Linked DNA regions of Homo sapiens: region 1 is linked to region 2. A link is an interaction called in ENCODE POLR2A ChIA-PET data of the cell type or tissue named here. Cell type or tissue: GM12878. All regions are shown on one strand.

What was found. ChIA-PET counts read pairs that join two places held together with the same protein. Peaks named below come from ENCODE experiments on the same cell type or tissue, not always from the same donor. Only the 100,000 strongest peaks of a DNase experiment are listed, where the experiment ranks them.
Region 1: POLR2A ChIA-PET joins it to region 2 with 5 read pairs; 4 of 35 experiments call an interaction of 5 or more read pairs at or near these places.

What each region holds. Positions count from the first base shown.
Region 1 is chr7:43,855,296-43,863,295 of GRCh38, forward strand. No RefSeq gene overlaps it. Among named protein-coding and RNA genes, the nearest start is that of MRPS24, 10 kb to the right of the region's middle. RefSeq lists an enhancer at 2,588-2,757. In GM12878, no CTCF peak of the experiment used is centred here; no DNase peak of the experiment used is centred here.
Region 2 is chr7:43,665,456-43,673,455 of GRCh38, forward strand. The region is part of intron 1 of COA1 (cytochrome c oxidase assembly factor 1); the gene reads right to left. Among named protein-coding and RNA genes, the nearest start is that of COA1, 60 kb to the right of the region's middle. RefSeq lists a silencer at 4,398-4,447. In GM12878, no CTCF peak of the experiment used is centred here; no DNase peak of the experiment used is centred here; H3K27ac peaks cover 547 bases.

The DNA.
Region 1 (8,000 bases), 190 kb after region 2:
GAGGGCCAGAGTCAGTGAGAGTCACCATCAAGGTCAGCACAGGGTCATGGTGACTGTCAGGGTGAAGGTCTATTCCTTGTCAATGTCAAGGTCAGAGTCAGGGTGAGGGTCAGGTCACACCTTCAGTTAGGTTCATGGTGCCAGCCAGGGACAAGGTGACAGTCAAATTCAGTGTTAGGATCAGAGAAAGGGACATGTTGATCTTCATGGTCAGGGTCAGTGTCAGAATGTAGGTCAGATGAAAGCAAGGGTACAGTTAGAGTTGTGGTGGGCAGAATAATGGCCCCCAAAGATGCCTATGCCTTAATCCCTGGGACCTGTGAACATCCCATTACATGGCAAAAATGATTAAGTTGCTAATCGTTTTACCTTGAGGTAGAAAGAAGCCCTGGATTATCCAGGTGGACCCAAAATAATCCCAAATCCTGGCCACGCATGGTGGCTTACACCTGTAATCCCAGCATTTTGGATGGCTGAGGTGGGCAGAATTGCTTGAGCTCAGGAATTCAAGACCAGCCTAGCCAACATGGCGAAACCCCATACCTACTAAAAATACAAAAATTAGCCAGATGTGGTTGTGTGCATCTGTAATCCCAGCTACTTGGAAGGCTGAGGCAGGAGAATTGTTTGAACCCAAGAGGCAGAGGACGCAGTAAGCCAAAATCATGCCACTGCACTCCAGCCTGGGCAACAGAGCAAAGCTATCAAAAAAAAAAAAATCCCAAATCCTTAAAAGTGGTAGAGAAAAGCCAGAAAAGAATCTTCAGAGTGATATAAAGTGAGGATTTGACCTGCTACTGCTGGCTTTGAAAATGGAGGCAGGGGCCACAGACCAAAGAATGTAGGCAGCCGCTAGAAGCTGGAAATGGTGAGGAAACCGATTATCCCCTAGAGCCTCTAGAAAGGAATGCATCCCTGCCAACCCCTTGATTTTAGTCCAGTGAAGCCCATGGCTGACTTCTGAACCACAAAACTCACATTTCAAGTGCAGGAACAAATTTGGGTGAGGGTAAGAGTTAGGGTTAGAATCAGGTTAAGGTTAGGTACAGGGTGAGGGTAAGGGTCAAGCTCAAGTTGAGGGTCAGAGGGTGAGAATGGGTGTGCGATTTGATGTCAGGTTCAGGTTCATGGTCAGTGTCTATGTGAGAGAGTCAAGGTCAGTATGAAAGTAAGAACCAGGTGAGTGTCAGGCTCAGGGTCAAAGTCAGTGTCAAATTATGTCAGTTTGACATCGAGGTCAGAATTATTGCGAGGGTCAGGCTCGCAATAGCCTGAGAGAAAGTGAGGGTCAGAGTAAGGGTCCTATTCAGAGTGAGGAAAATCATCAGGTTCAAGGTAAAAGTCAAGATCAGAGTCAGGGGCATGGTGAGGGTCAGGGTCATGATCAAGTTCTAATGAGGTTCAGTATCAGTGATAGAGTGGAGCTCACAGTCAAGGTCAGAGTGAGGGTAAGGGTCAGAACACATTCATGTCAGGATGAAGATTAGAAGGGTCAGGCTAATGACCAACTCGTGCGTAGGGTTGGGATCAGCATGAAGGTTAGGGTCTGATTAAGCAGAAGCTGAGAGTGAGGAAAAAGGTGAGATGAGTTCAGGGTCAAGCTGAGTTCAGGATCTGGTTGAGAGTCAAAATCAGTCATGATCTACACATGGATTATGGTCAGGTTGAGAATCTTGTTCAGGCCAGGGTCAGGGTCCAGGGGGAGTCCTAGGGCCTGAATGACAACCAGTGTCAGCATTGCTGAGTGTGAGAATCAGGTCAAGGGCAGGGTTAGATCAGCATGAGAGATAGGGCCAAGATCAGGGCCAGAATCTGGGTTAGGGATGAGTGGGAGTCAGATTTACATGACTTCCAGGTTTATGGTCAATGTCATGATAGGCATCTGGGTGAGAGTCATGGTCAGAGTCAAAGTGAGTATCAGTACTAGAGTTAGGATGAGGTCAGGGTTAGTCATTGATATGGTTTGGCTGTGTCCCCAGCCAAATCTCATCTTGAATTGTAACTCCCATAATTCCCATATGTTGTGGGAGGGACCAGGGGAGATAATTGAATCATGGGGGCAGTTTCCTCCATACTGTTCTCGTGGTAGTGAATAATTCTCACGAGATCTGATGGGTTTATAAAGGGTAATCCCTTTTGCTTCGTTATTATTCTCTCTTGCCTGTTGCTGTGTAAGACGTGCCTTTTGCCTTCCACCATGATTGTGAGGCCTCCCCAGCCACGTGGAACTGTAAGTCCATTAAACCTCTTTTTCTTTATAAATTACCCAGTCTTGGGTATGTCTTCATCAGCAGTGTGAAGACAGACTCATATAGTACATTGGTACCAGTATAGTGGAGTGCTGCTGTAAAGATACCCGAAAATGTGGAAACGACTTTGGAACCAGGTAACAGGAACAGGTTGGAACAGTTTGGAGGGCTCAGACAAAGGAAAAAGTGAGAAAGTTTGGAACTTCATAGAGACTTGTTGAATGGCTTTGACCAAAATGCTGATAATGATATGGACAATGAAATCCAGGCTGAGGTGGTCTCAGATGCAGATGAGGAACTTGTTGGGAGCTGGAGTAAAGGTGACTCTTGCTATGTTTTAGCAAAGAGACTGGAGGCATTTTGTCCCTGTGCTAGAGATTTGTGGAACTTTGAACTTGAGGGAGATGATTTAGGGTACCCAGCGGAAGAAATTTCTAAGCAGCAAAGCATTCAAATGTGACTTAGGTGCTGTTATAAGCATTCAATTTTAAAAGAGAAACAGAGCATAAAAATTGAGAAAATTTGAGGCCGGACAATGTAATAGGATAGAAAATAACCCCCCACCTTTTTTTTTTGAGACAGAGTCTTGCTCTGTCACCCAGGATGAAGTGCAGTGGCACCATCTCGGCTCATTGCAACCTCCGCCTCCCAGGTTCAATTAATTCTCCTGCCTCAGCCTCCCGAGTAGCTGGAATTACAAGTGCCTGCCACCACACACAGCTAATTTTTGTATTTTTAGTAGAGATGGGGTTTCACCATGTTGGCCAGGCCGGTCCCGAACCTCTGCCCTCAAGTGATCTGCCTGCCTCAGCCTCCCAAAGTGCTGGGATTACAGGCATGAGCCACCATGCCTGGCCTTTTTTTCTTTTTTTTTTTTTTTTGAGACGGAGTTTCTCTCTTGTCACCCAGGCTGGAGTGCAATGGTGCGATCTTGGCTGACTGCAAACACTGCCTCCCAGGCTCAACCAATTCTCCTGCCTCATCCTCCCAAGTAGCTGGGATTATAGGCGCCTGCCACCACGCCTAGTTAATTTTTATATTTTTAGTACAGATGGGTTTTCATCATGTTGGCCAGGCTGGTCTTGAACTCCTGACCTCAGGTGATCCACCTGCCTTGGCCTCCCAAAGTGCTGGGAGTGAGCCACCACACCCAGCTGAAAAGTACAGGGGTGAGACACCATGCCCAGCTGAAAAACCCATTTTCTGAGGAGAAATTCAAACCAGCTGCAGAAATTTGCATAAGTAACTAGGAGCTAAATGTTCATTGCCAAGACAATGGGGAAAATGTCCCCAGGGCATGTCAGAGACCATTGCAGCAGCCCCTTCCATCACAGGCCCAGAGGCCTAGGGAAAAAAAATGATTTTGTGGGCCGGGCCCAGGGCCCCCCTGCTATGTGCAGCATAGGGACTTGGTGCCCTGCATCCCAGCTGCTCTAGCTATGGCTAAAAGGGACCGAGGTACATCTTGGGCCATGGCTTCAAAGCATGCAAGCTCCAAACCTTGGCAGCTTTCATGTGGTATTGAGCCTGCATGTACACAGAAGTCAAGAATTGAGGTTTAGGAACCTGTGCCTAGATTTCAGAGGACATATGGAAATGGCTGGATGTCCAGGCAGAAGTTGGCTACAGGGGCGATGCCTTCATGGAGAGCCTCTGCTAGGGCAGTGTGGATTGGAAATGGATTGGAGCCCCCACACAGAGTCCCCATTGGGGCACTGCCTAGTGGAGCTGTGAGTAGAGGGCCACCATCCTCCAGACCCCAGAATGGTAGATGCACCAACATCTTGCACTGTGTGCTTGGAAAAGCTGCATTCAATGATCATTCTGGAGCTTTAATATTTGACTGTCCCACTGGATTTCGGACTTGCATGAGGTCTTTAGCCCCTGTGTTTTGGCCAATTTCTCCCATTTGGAATGGCTGTATTTATCCAATGTCTGTACCCTCATTGTATGGGGTACATTCTAGGAAGTAACTAACTTGCTTTTTATTTTACAGGCTTATAGATGGAAGGGACTTGCCTTGTCTCAGTTGAGAATTTGGACTGTGGACTTTTGAGTTAATGCTGAAATAAGACTTTGGGGGACTTTTGGGAAGGCATGATTGGTTTTGAAATGTGAGGACATGAGATTTGGGAGGGGTTGGGGGTGGAATGATGCCGAGACCAGCTCAGTCGTGGAGGCCCTAACTCAGCGGCACTAGAGGAATTAAAGACACACACACAGAAATATAGAGTGTGGAGTGGGAAATCAGGGGGCTGGCAGCCTTCAGAGCTGAGAACCATGAACAGAGTTTTACCCACATATTTATTGACAGCAAGCCAATGATAAGCATTGTTTCTATAGATTATAGATTAAAATGGGAAACAAAGGGATGGGCCGAAACAAAGGGATGGGCTCTGGCTAGTTATCTGCAGCAGAAACATGTCCTTAAGGCACAGATCACTCATGCTATTGTTTGTGGTTTAGGAACGCCTTAAGTGGTTTTCTGTCCTGGGTGGGCCAGGTGTTCCTTGTCCTCATTTCAGTAAACCCACAACCTTCAGCATGGGCATCATAGCCATCACGAGCATGTCACAGTGCTGCAGAGATTTTGTATATGGCCAGTTTTGGGGCCAGTTTATGGCCAGATTTGGGGGCCTGTTCCCAACATGTTCCCCCTTTTGGTTTTTGCAAAATGACAAAAGCAAAGGCGGCTTTATCACGATGAGCCACTTCTCACAGGAGTCGGGATCTGCATTTGCAGACTATACAAAGACAAACAACACAGATTAATAGCAAAATCATTATTGAAATCATAGAGCCTCCAAGTGTTTTTATCCATTTTAATGGGTTAATAGCTGCTAATCCGTCTGCAGTTCCTTCAAGTACTCCAGTTCCTGGTGTTAAGGTCAGGTGTGCCTGGGATGCCTTAAATATTTGTACTTTTAATTTTGCAATATCCAAAGAGAAGTTTGTAGAGTATCCTTCTAGATGCTTTTTAATTCTTTCTTAAATTTTGATCTTATTAAGAGCCATTAATAGTTTCCACAAATCCTTATGTTTAGCTTCTAGAGCAGGCCGTATCATTTGAGGTTGAGGTGCCACTATACCGCCATGTTTCCAGACAATAGGAACTCTTGCCATATTTCTTACCATTTCTACCATCTGACTGTTTTGTTTAGACCAGCTGAACATAGTGTGGCTGTGGCACGCAGACTAAGAGGTATAATTCAAGCTAAACATCTCCTTAGGGGACCAATCAATAATGATTCCATAGGAATCGCTGCGCAGCACCTCTGCCTGTTCTGCAATGCAGTCTTCCTAAATAAGTATGTTCATTATTTCTGGCCAGGTCCAATTCTTTTACAAATAGATTTTTGAGGGTGGTATGCCTGAATTATAGGAGCAGATTCATTATGGTAAATACTGAGACTAGAAAGCATGTGTAAATGTGTTATAGAGTGATTACATCCAGGCATTATTGCTAGCCAAGATTGATAAATATGCCTAATAAGTATAATTGTTCTCTGTGTCAGCCCTTGTTGAAGCAATACTCATGGCAATGGTGATCACTGCTATCATAGCTACCATTAAATTACTCATTGTGACTGGTTGTCCCACTTTCCTCAGGTTTTCTTCCACCATCTGTGACAGTTTCTTGATCTGTCCTCTGGTTGGTGGCTGTGTTCAATGGGTGTTGCTTGTGACAGTTGGGGTCCTCCTTAGCATCAGTCTTGACATGGCTGCAACTGGGGGGTCCTCGGGATCCTCTTGGAATCTCTTCCTCAGCATCTGGCTCATGATAAGGTTTCAGCTGTCTTGATAGTATCCAAATTGGCTGTTGATTCAGTCCTGGAGAAACACAAGCATAACCTCTATGCCAAGTTATTATTTTACCTATTTCCCAACTTTTTGTCATCAGATCTCTCCATTAAACCAGTTGTTCTGCTTCTGTCTTTGCAGCTGGTTTCTGTAGATGCTGTTCAGCTGCTGATAGCACCTGGCCTTTAGGCAGGCTCAAAAAATTTAAAGTCAATAATGCTAGATTCAATTGTATATGAGGTGTCCTGTAGTCCCTGTTTTCCCCCTTTTGCTTTTGCAACTGCTGTTTCAGGGACTATGTTTCAAAGACTATGGCTTGTCTTTGAGAATTATATGGGACACCAATAATGTGTTTAATATTCCATACAGAGAGAAATGTAGCTAGAACTTGGCTAGTATAGCCTGGGGCATTATCTGTTTTAGTAGAAGCTGGAATGCCCATCACTGCAAAACACTGCAAAAGGTGACGTTTAACACAGGCAGAAGACTCTCCTGATTGGCATGTAGCCCAGACAAAGTGAGAAAAGGTGTCCACACATACATGTACCTAAGCTAGTCTCCTGAATGAGAGAACATGTGTGACATCTATTTGCCAAAAAGAATTAGGTTCCAATCCTCAAGGATTAACTCCTCCTGTAAACGATGAGGAATGCACCATTTGGCAAGTTGGGCATCACTGGATAGAAAATAGATTACTCATGGCATAGGTAGGAATGCCTAGAGCAGGTTGCATCCAATTAATGCCCCACAGTAATTTTTGAAAGTCATTTAATGTTTTCAATTGAGCCCTACGTATGGTTACTTTCTGTGGCACTATTGTAGTGTCATTTACTAAGGTCCCGAAGTAGGAGTAAGGAGTAGTAGTCTAAATTTTGTCAGGAGCTATAATTAAACCAGCATGAGAAATCACATTTTGCAAGTGATCATAACATTGGAGTAATATTTCTCGAGTGGGGGCAGCACAAACTATATCACCCATATAATGAATAATGTAACACTGTGAAAATTTTTTACAAGTAGGTTCAATTGCTTGCCCTACATACATCTGGCAAATTGTTGGACTGTTTAACACGCCCTGTGGCAACACTTTCCAATGAAAACACTTAGCAGACTGTAGGTTGTGTACACAGGAATTGTAAATGCAAACTATTCACAGTCTTGCTCAGCTAAGGGGATAGCAAAGAAAGTCTTTTAAATCTATGACTATTAAAGGCCAATTTTTTGGAATCATAGTAGGAGAAGGCAGTGCTGGCTGCAATATCCCCATAGGTTGTATAACTGAATTAATGGCTCTAAAGTCAGTTAACATTCTCCATTTACCTGTTTTTTTTCTTACTTATGAAAACTGGAGAATTCCAAGGGGAAAATGTTGAAGCTATGTGTCCTTTTTCCAATTGTTCATTAACTAAGTCCTCTAAAGCCTCCAGTTTCTCTTTACTTAGTGGCCATTGTTCTATCCAAATTGGCTTATTTGTTAACCATTTTTAAGGTATAGGTTCTGGAGGCTTAACAATGGCCTCCATCAAAAATCTTATCCCAAACCTTGGCAGGAACTTTGTCTTTCCACTTGAAGCAGTTCCTTCAAACCTTGCAAATTTTTTCCTAGTCCCATACCAGGGACATACCCCATTTCATGCATCATATGTTGACTTTGAGGGCTGTATAATTGCTCTGGAATTAGAACTTGTGCTCCCCATTGTTGTAATAAATCTCTCCCCCATAAATTTATAGGTGCAGAAGTTATAATTGGTTGAATAGTCCCAGGTTGTCCATCGGGCCCTTCACAATGCAAAATATAACTATTTTGATATACTTCAGGGGCTTTACCAACTCCAACTATATTAAATTGAGCGGGTTGAATTGACCATGCGGATGGCCAGTGCTGTAGAGAAATGATGGAAATGTCCACTCCTGTATCTACCAAACCTTTAAATTTCTTTCCCTGAATAG
Region 2 (8,000 bases):
AACATTCACATACATCACTCTTCTGTACTTTTCAGGAAAAAGTACAAAAGCAGTGCCCTATTCAGATGTGTGGTTTCACAGAACTTAAGAAGAGTTCTGCAAAACCCAGCTCAAGCAGAGTGTATTAATTCGTTCTCACACTGCTATAAAGATACCACCTGAGACTGAATAATTATAAACAAATGAAGTTTAGTTGACTCACAGTTCCACATGGCTGGGGAGGCCTCAGGAAACTTCCAATCATGGCAGAAGGGGAAGCAGGCACCTCTTCATGGCGGCAGGCAGGAGAGAAAGTGAAAAGCCCAGAGGAAAGCCATTTATAAAACCATCAGATCTCCTGAGAACTCTCTCACTATCACAAGAACAGCATCTAGGAAACTGCCACCATGATCCAATCACCTCCCTCCCTCCACACGTGGGTATTACAATTCAAAATGAGATTTGGGTGGGGACACAGAGCCAAATCGTATCACAGACAGAGTAAATTTGTCCTTTCTTTTGCCTTTTTGTTCTTTTGGGACCCTCAATGTGCTGCATGATACCCACCTCATTGGTGAGGGAGATCTTCAGTCTACTGATTCAAATGCTAATCTCTTCTGAAAATACCCTCACAGATACCTCCAGAAATTGTGTTTAACCAGCCATCTGGACATCTTTTAGCTCATCTTTTAGCCACTTAAGATGTTCAATCTTCTTTAAGTTATATACTTATACTAAAGCTGACACACAAAAATAACCATCACATGGGCTAATTACAAAATAAGCCAATTGGCTTTGGGTTGCCTTGCAATGAAGAGCATGGTAGAAGCACTACACTGTTTATACGGACCCAAGATCCAGTATAAAATGGCACCCTTAATTTTAGGGATCTGTCTTTGCCTTCAGCTGTACCTGCTTATTAGGCCCTAAAAAATGCATGCTACCTGGCCTTGTTTCTCTAAGGGCTCCACCCTAAAGCCAGTAACCCTATTAAGAAACTGGCAAATGAAAAATCTTAACAAGGGCTCAATCTTCTATATGTTTGTGTTGCTATATATGTGTTGTGTGTAATGTCTATAAAAAGAGCTCTAATTGGCTTAAAGAAAAATAAGCACTTAAATATTTTTTAGTTCACATGACTTCAAGAAATAAAAACAGTCTTAAGAATTATTGGTAAAATGCAAGTGTCGTCAAAATGCAAATAGGTGGTCTAAATCATACAACTTAGATACTAGGTTTGCTAAACATTCCAAGATTGTATACTGCCTGCTTTACAGATAGGTAAGGCTGGGACATATAGAGCTGGATGCTGAAAAGTCAAACTTTTATCTGCATTTCTCTCTGGGTCCTAGGATCCACACCAAGTATATAATTAAAACTGCTTACTAACCAGATTTTTCACCAAAAATAAAAGTTGCTAAAAGTTAACAGTGAATATTAATTAAACTCAAAAGGGTATTATATGGTCTTTTCACAAATTGGACATTGAAATAAAACCATGGCAAGCAGGTCTTAAGACACTAATCTGCCCTTTAGTAAAAGGGTTATAAAAGGCTTGTGAAAATTTCACCTCCCAGTCAAATTGGTTATGATTAGAAGCAATGATCTATAAGATTTCATAGAAACAAATTGGGGTTAACATTAATAAATTAATGCAAGGGTAAACTTTGGCTTTGAACAGGATTTCCATGTCATGGTAAAGGCTAATGAAAGGTTTTTGCCTTTTGAGTCATCATTTGGCAATCTGGAATTCTATTTCATAACATCAAATGTTCTAAACCTCTAACATTTAACAGGCCTCCCAAAATCAAACTTCAAGTTTCAAAACTGTCCTTCCTGATGCCTGGCTTTTTGGATGGTTCAGAAGGTCCCTGAAACATTCAGAAAAGAGGTAAAAAAGATTATTTGACATGTTTAGTCACATGAGATTGCCAAAATATTTCCAATCTTCTTTAAGTTATATTTTGGTGAATACTAATATATGTTCCCAAATTGAATGGGATTTCTAAAATTCTAACGTCTAAGTATATGCTATCAATCATAATTAAGGGTAAAGTTATTGTAAACCACAGAGATAAATAAACTTTTGTCTGACATGTTTTTAACTGTATCCTGGAAATTTTGTCATTCACAGACAATTGTCTTGCTTTGTTCCTTCTCAAAAGACGGTTTATAATCAAGCCATATTAAGAACTTTAACAGATGTTCTCAAATGCAGATTCTTAATAGCCTTGAAGATTGTTAACACTGGAATAGAGGAAGAACATACAGGACTCAAAGAACTGACATGTTCACAAATATCAAGCAAAACAAGAGCTAATTAAATGGACTGGACTCAGAAAGTTAAAGCCACCTTTTTGACTTTCGCTTGCAATATTGCTGATCCTTGTTTTGTTTTTCAGAGTCCAGGAAACTTATTTTAACTATTTATGGCCTTTAATAATTGAATAAGGTATGCTCCTGTGAACAAAATTTGGAGCATGTTTCTTTTTCTCTGCCTGGTTCCTCCAGAATTTGGAAACTATCTGTGAGTACTCTTAACTTACAGCAATATAATTGTTTCCATCAGTGCAATAAGAATCCATTTTTCTTTGTCGACAGGACACAATTGGTAAAACTGGTTATTTTACCAAGGCTTTGACTGAAAGGGTGTGTTTCCCTTTAAGGAATCAAGCTTGACATGCAGAGCCAATAAAAGCCCCTTGGGGAGTACTGGCCTCATACCTTGTCTACACAGTCCATGAACAGAGATCTTAACCTGTCGTCAGTAAAGAATGTCACTTTCTAACAGGTCCAGCAGCTCCAAGTTTATCTTGGGACCTCAAGAGGAGATCACCCAACTCACAGGTATTTGAGGATACAAACCCATGTGGATGGCTGGGCTCAGCTTTAAAGGTCTTATCTGAGATTCCTGTGGAACAGAGTTCCATCAAAGCCAATCCAAAAGGCCTATGTAGAAATAACCACTCTTGCTGCACTTTATGCAAATAATCAGGCCAAGTATAAGACTAAAATTTATTCTACAAACAACACACACGGTCCTATCATAATTTGTTTTTACAAAAAATGAGGACTGGAGAGAGAAATTGTGCTCCAAAGCTTATCATACATTTGTCATTAAATCCTAGTCTAATTGTTTTTAAGCTTTTTGCCTACATTTTAGACTAACCCTGCTTATTCCTGTGAATCAAGTGGCGATCTCCTACAGCTTGGATGAAACAAAATGGGATGGATAACATAAAAATCTGGATCAATATGCTGGTTCTGGGCAATTATCCTGCAAATTCTGCCAGGTAATGAAAGTGAGTAGGGTGCCCATAACCCTGAGGTTTCTTTGTTTGGGAAATAAAACCAAGGAACTTCATAAATCCCCAAATATCTTGGCAAGTAAAATTTTAGATGAAAATTATCTACTATACCACACTTGTGGGAACTGCTATACTCACTCTACTATTTGCAATAGGGTTATACAGAGTAGCACCTTCTAACTGAAATATTGGACAGAGAACTTATGTCTTGTATTAATATTTGGACCCTGTATACTCAATACTATAACTTGAATTGTTTCCTCTCACCTAGAAGCAATCAAACTCCAAATAGTGCTGCAAACTAAACCACACAGGAACACACCTTTCTTCCAAGGACCCTTAGATCAACCCCAGGAGAAGCCCTAGCTGCTGTTCCCCATTCGATGCCCCTTCTCAGCAGGAAATAGCCAGAAAGAGTCATCACCCAAAACCCCTTAAGAGCAGTTATGGTGACATCTCCACATGGGGGGATGTTATAGGAGTTTATTAAGAAATTATTTTAGGCAGCTAGGAAAAGGGGTCCTTGGGGAAGTTTTCATTTCCTTTAAAGCGGCTCCAGAAACGTTTCTTGTCTAGCAAACCCCAGCTCTTAGAGCCGAGTCAGCAACCTTTGATATGCAAATACAGGCCATTAGAAACTGGGTCCACCCAAACATGGTGATTCCTGCCACCTTCTTCCCCTCGCCTCACAGGTGCCTGGCAACACGGCCGCCCCCACATATCCCCATATGTGTAGAGCATCATGGCACCCTGCATTTGCATATTAAAAAGCTAGGGTGGGAGGGCCAGTTTTTTCCGCGGGCTACGTGAGTGACATGCCTGGTCAAACCAATCCCCTGAGCGCTATGCAAATCAGGCACCACCTCCTCTAGCCTCCTCATATAAGCAGCCACTTTTCTGACGCACACAGGGTTTTCTCTTTGTTCGAATCGCCCCCTCCCTTTATCTTTGTACAGGGGAGCTGTTTTCTTCTTCCTTCCTTCTTTCTTGCCTATTAAACTTTTCACTCCTTAAAACCAAAAAAAAATTAAAAAAAAAAAACCATCACATCAAATAACTTTACCCTACCCAGGACTTGCCCAGGTTTCTGTTCTTGGGTTAAAATTTAAAATATTGGTTCACTCCCTGACGGAAACAGATGAGAGAGGTGCTCAGTGACTCATTATGGACAGAATGAGGGCTGAAATTACTTGAGTGAGGAAGGAAAGGAAAGCGGGGCCCTGGCTGAGGTTAAGTACCAAATAGAAATCTGGGCTGAAGCAGGGAGACTTAGCTTGAGATTCTAGATAAAAAAAGAAGTGTAACCTAGAGTAACACAAATATAAAGGATTCCACTCTTATTTCCAAACTATTGTAACAGCTCTGAATAACATGGATATTTTAAAGGTTTATGCATATATTAATGGATGTGTATAAAACATTCAGGCCAGGCACAGTGGTTCACGCCTGTAATCCCAGCACTTTGGGAGGCCGAGGCAGAAGGATCACTTGAGATCAGGAGTTCAAGACCAGCCTGGCCAACATGGTGAAACATGATCTCTACTAAAAATACAGAAAAAAATTAACTGGGTGTGGTGGTGGGTACCTGTAGTCCCAGCTATTTGGGAGACTAAGGCAGAAGAATCACCTGAACCTGGGAGGCAGAGGCTGCAGTGAGCCGAGACTGCACCACTGCACTACAGCCTGAGCAACAGGGTGAGACTTGGTCTAAAAAAAAAAAAATTTTCATCATAAACTCAGTCCCCAAAAGTAATTAATCTATTTATTCATTCATCACATACCCACTAAACACGTACTATATCTAGATGGGAGAGACTGGCAAAGACAGACCTTGACCTGAAGAAGTGTTTAGCCTAGTCGGGTAGATTACACATGCATATAAAAATATTAACTATAGACATGGCAGGAAGAGCTAAATGCACTAAAAGAGACATAGAGGGCTATGTGAAGAAAACAATGTAATGCCCACAAACATATACTTTTATCCTTCTCTAATTAATGTTCCCAAGTGTTTTATATTCTTCACATATCTTTTCATTCTCCACTAAAATGTAATCTGCAAGGTCAAGGGAGTCTCTCTCTTGTTTACTGCCATAACTCTGCAAGCTAAGGTAGTGCCTGGCTCACAGGATGTGTTTCATAATCATTTCTCCAATAAATTATCAGTAAATTTATTAAAATTAAAACTGCCATTTAAAAACATCTGATGAGAGTTCAGAAGTAAACCCTTTTATCCAAGGTCATTTGATTTTCAACAGGAGTACCAAGACAATAAAATAGAGAAAGAATGAATAGTCTTTTCAACATATGATGCTGAGACAACTGGATATCCACATGCAAAATAATAAATGAAGTTGGAACCCTTCCTAACACCATACACAAAAATCAACTGAAAATGAATCACAGACCTACATGTAAGCACTAAATTCTAAAACTCCTAGAAGAAACATGAGAATAAGTCTTCATTAGCTTGGATTAGACAATCGTTCCTTGATATAACACCAAAAGCACAAGTGACAAAAAACAAATAGATAAATTGGACTTTAACAACATTAAAAATACTTGTGACACCATGAAGAAAGTGAAAACAACCCACAGAAACGGAAAAAAAAAAAGCAAATCATATATTTGGCAATGGACTTGTATCTAGAATACATATAAAGAACTATTGTTAACTCAATAATTAAAAGACAACCCAATTAAAAATGAACAAAGAATCCCATTTATAATGGCCACGAAAAAATAAAGAAGGTATCTAGGAATATATCTAATGAAGGAGGTTAAAGTCTCTACAAGGAGAACTACAAAACATACTGCTCAAAGAAATCAGAGATGACACAAACAAATGGAAAAACACTCCATGCTCATGGCTGCAGGCCATGAGATAAATATTTTTCTACAACGAGAAAAAATATTTGCAAACTACGTGATATGGTTTGGCTGTGTCTCCACCCAAAACCTCATCTTGGACTGTAATACACATGTGTCAAGGGCAAGACCAGGTGGAGGTAATCAGATCACAGGGCAGTTTCCCCCATGCTGTTCTCGTGATAGTGAGTCTCATGAGATCTGGTGGTTTTATAAGCGTCTGCCATTTCCACTGCTTGCACTCATTCTCTCTCCTGCTGCCCTGTGAAGAAGTGCCTTCTGCCATGATTCTAAGTTTCCTGAGGCCTCCCAAGCCACGTGGAACTGTGAGTAAATGAAACCTCTTTTCTTTATAAATTACCCAGTTTTGGGTATTTCTTCATAGCAGCATGAGAACAGACTAATACACTATGCATCCAACAAAGGTCCAATAACCAGAATCTGTAAGAAATTGAAACAATTCAACATGCAAAAACAACCCCATACAAAGAAGAGCTAGTATGGAACAATACTACCGAAATTGTTTGAAAAAATTGAAGGATGGACTCCTCCCTAACTCATTATTTGAGTCCAGCATCATTCTGATACCAAAATCTGGCAGAGACACAGTAAGAAAACTGCAGGCCAAGATCCCTGATGAACACAGATGCAAAAATCCTCAATAAAATACTAGCGAATCGAATCTAGCAGCACATCCAAAGCTAACCCACCACCATCAGTAGGCTTTATTCCTGGGATGCAAGGTTGGTTCAATATATGCAAATCAATAAATGTGATTCATCACATAAACAGAAATAAAAACAAAAACCACATGATCATCCCCAAACTCAAAGGCTTTCAATAAAATTCAACATCCCTTCATATTAAAAACCCTCAACAGGCCAGGCACAGTGGCTCACGCCTGTAATCCCAACACTTTGGGAGGCCAAGGCGGGCAGATCACGAGTTCAAGAGATGGAGACCATCCTGGCCAACATGGTGAAACCCCATCTCTACTAAAAATACAAAAATTAGCTGGGCATGGTGGTGCACACCTGTAGTCCCAGCTACTCAGGAAGCTGAGGCAGGAGAATCACTTGAACCCAGGAGGCAGAGGTTGCAGTGAGCCAAGATCACGCCACTGCACTCCAGCCTGACAACAGAGCGAGGCTCCATCTCAAACCAAAAAAAAAAAAAAAAGAGAGAGAGACAGAAAGAAGGAAACAGACACATATACCAATGGAACAGAACAGGGAACCCAGAAATAATGCCGCACACCTACAACCATCTAATCTTTGATAAAGTTAACAAAAACAAAGAATGGGGAAAGGACTCCCTGTTCAATTAATGGTGCTGAAATAATGGGCTAGCCATATACAGAAGATTGAAACTGGACTCCTTCCTTACACCATATACAAAAATCAACTCAAGATGGACTAAAGACTTAGATGTAAAACCTAAAACTAAAAAAACTCTGGAAGATAACCTAGGAAATACATTCTGGACATAGGACACGGCAAAGATTTCATGAAGATGCCAAAGGCAATTGTAACAAAAGCAAAAATTGACAAGTGAGATCTAATTAAGCTTCAGAGCTTCTGTGCAGCAAAGAAACTATCAACAGAGTAAACAGACAACCTACAGAAGAAAATATGTGCAAATTATGCATCCAACAACGGTCTAATATCCAGAATCTATAAGCAACTTAAATCAATAAACAACCCCATTAAAAAGTGGGCAAAGGACATGAACAGACACTTTTCAAAAGAAGACATGTAAGTGGCCAAGAAGCATATGAAAAAAAGTTCCACATCACTAATCATGAGATAAATGCAAATGAAAACCACAATGAGATACCATCTCACA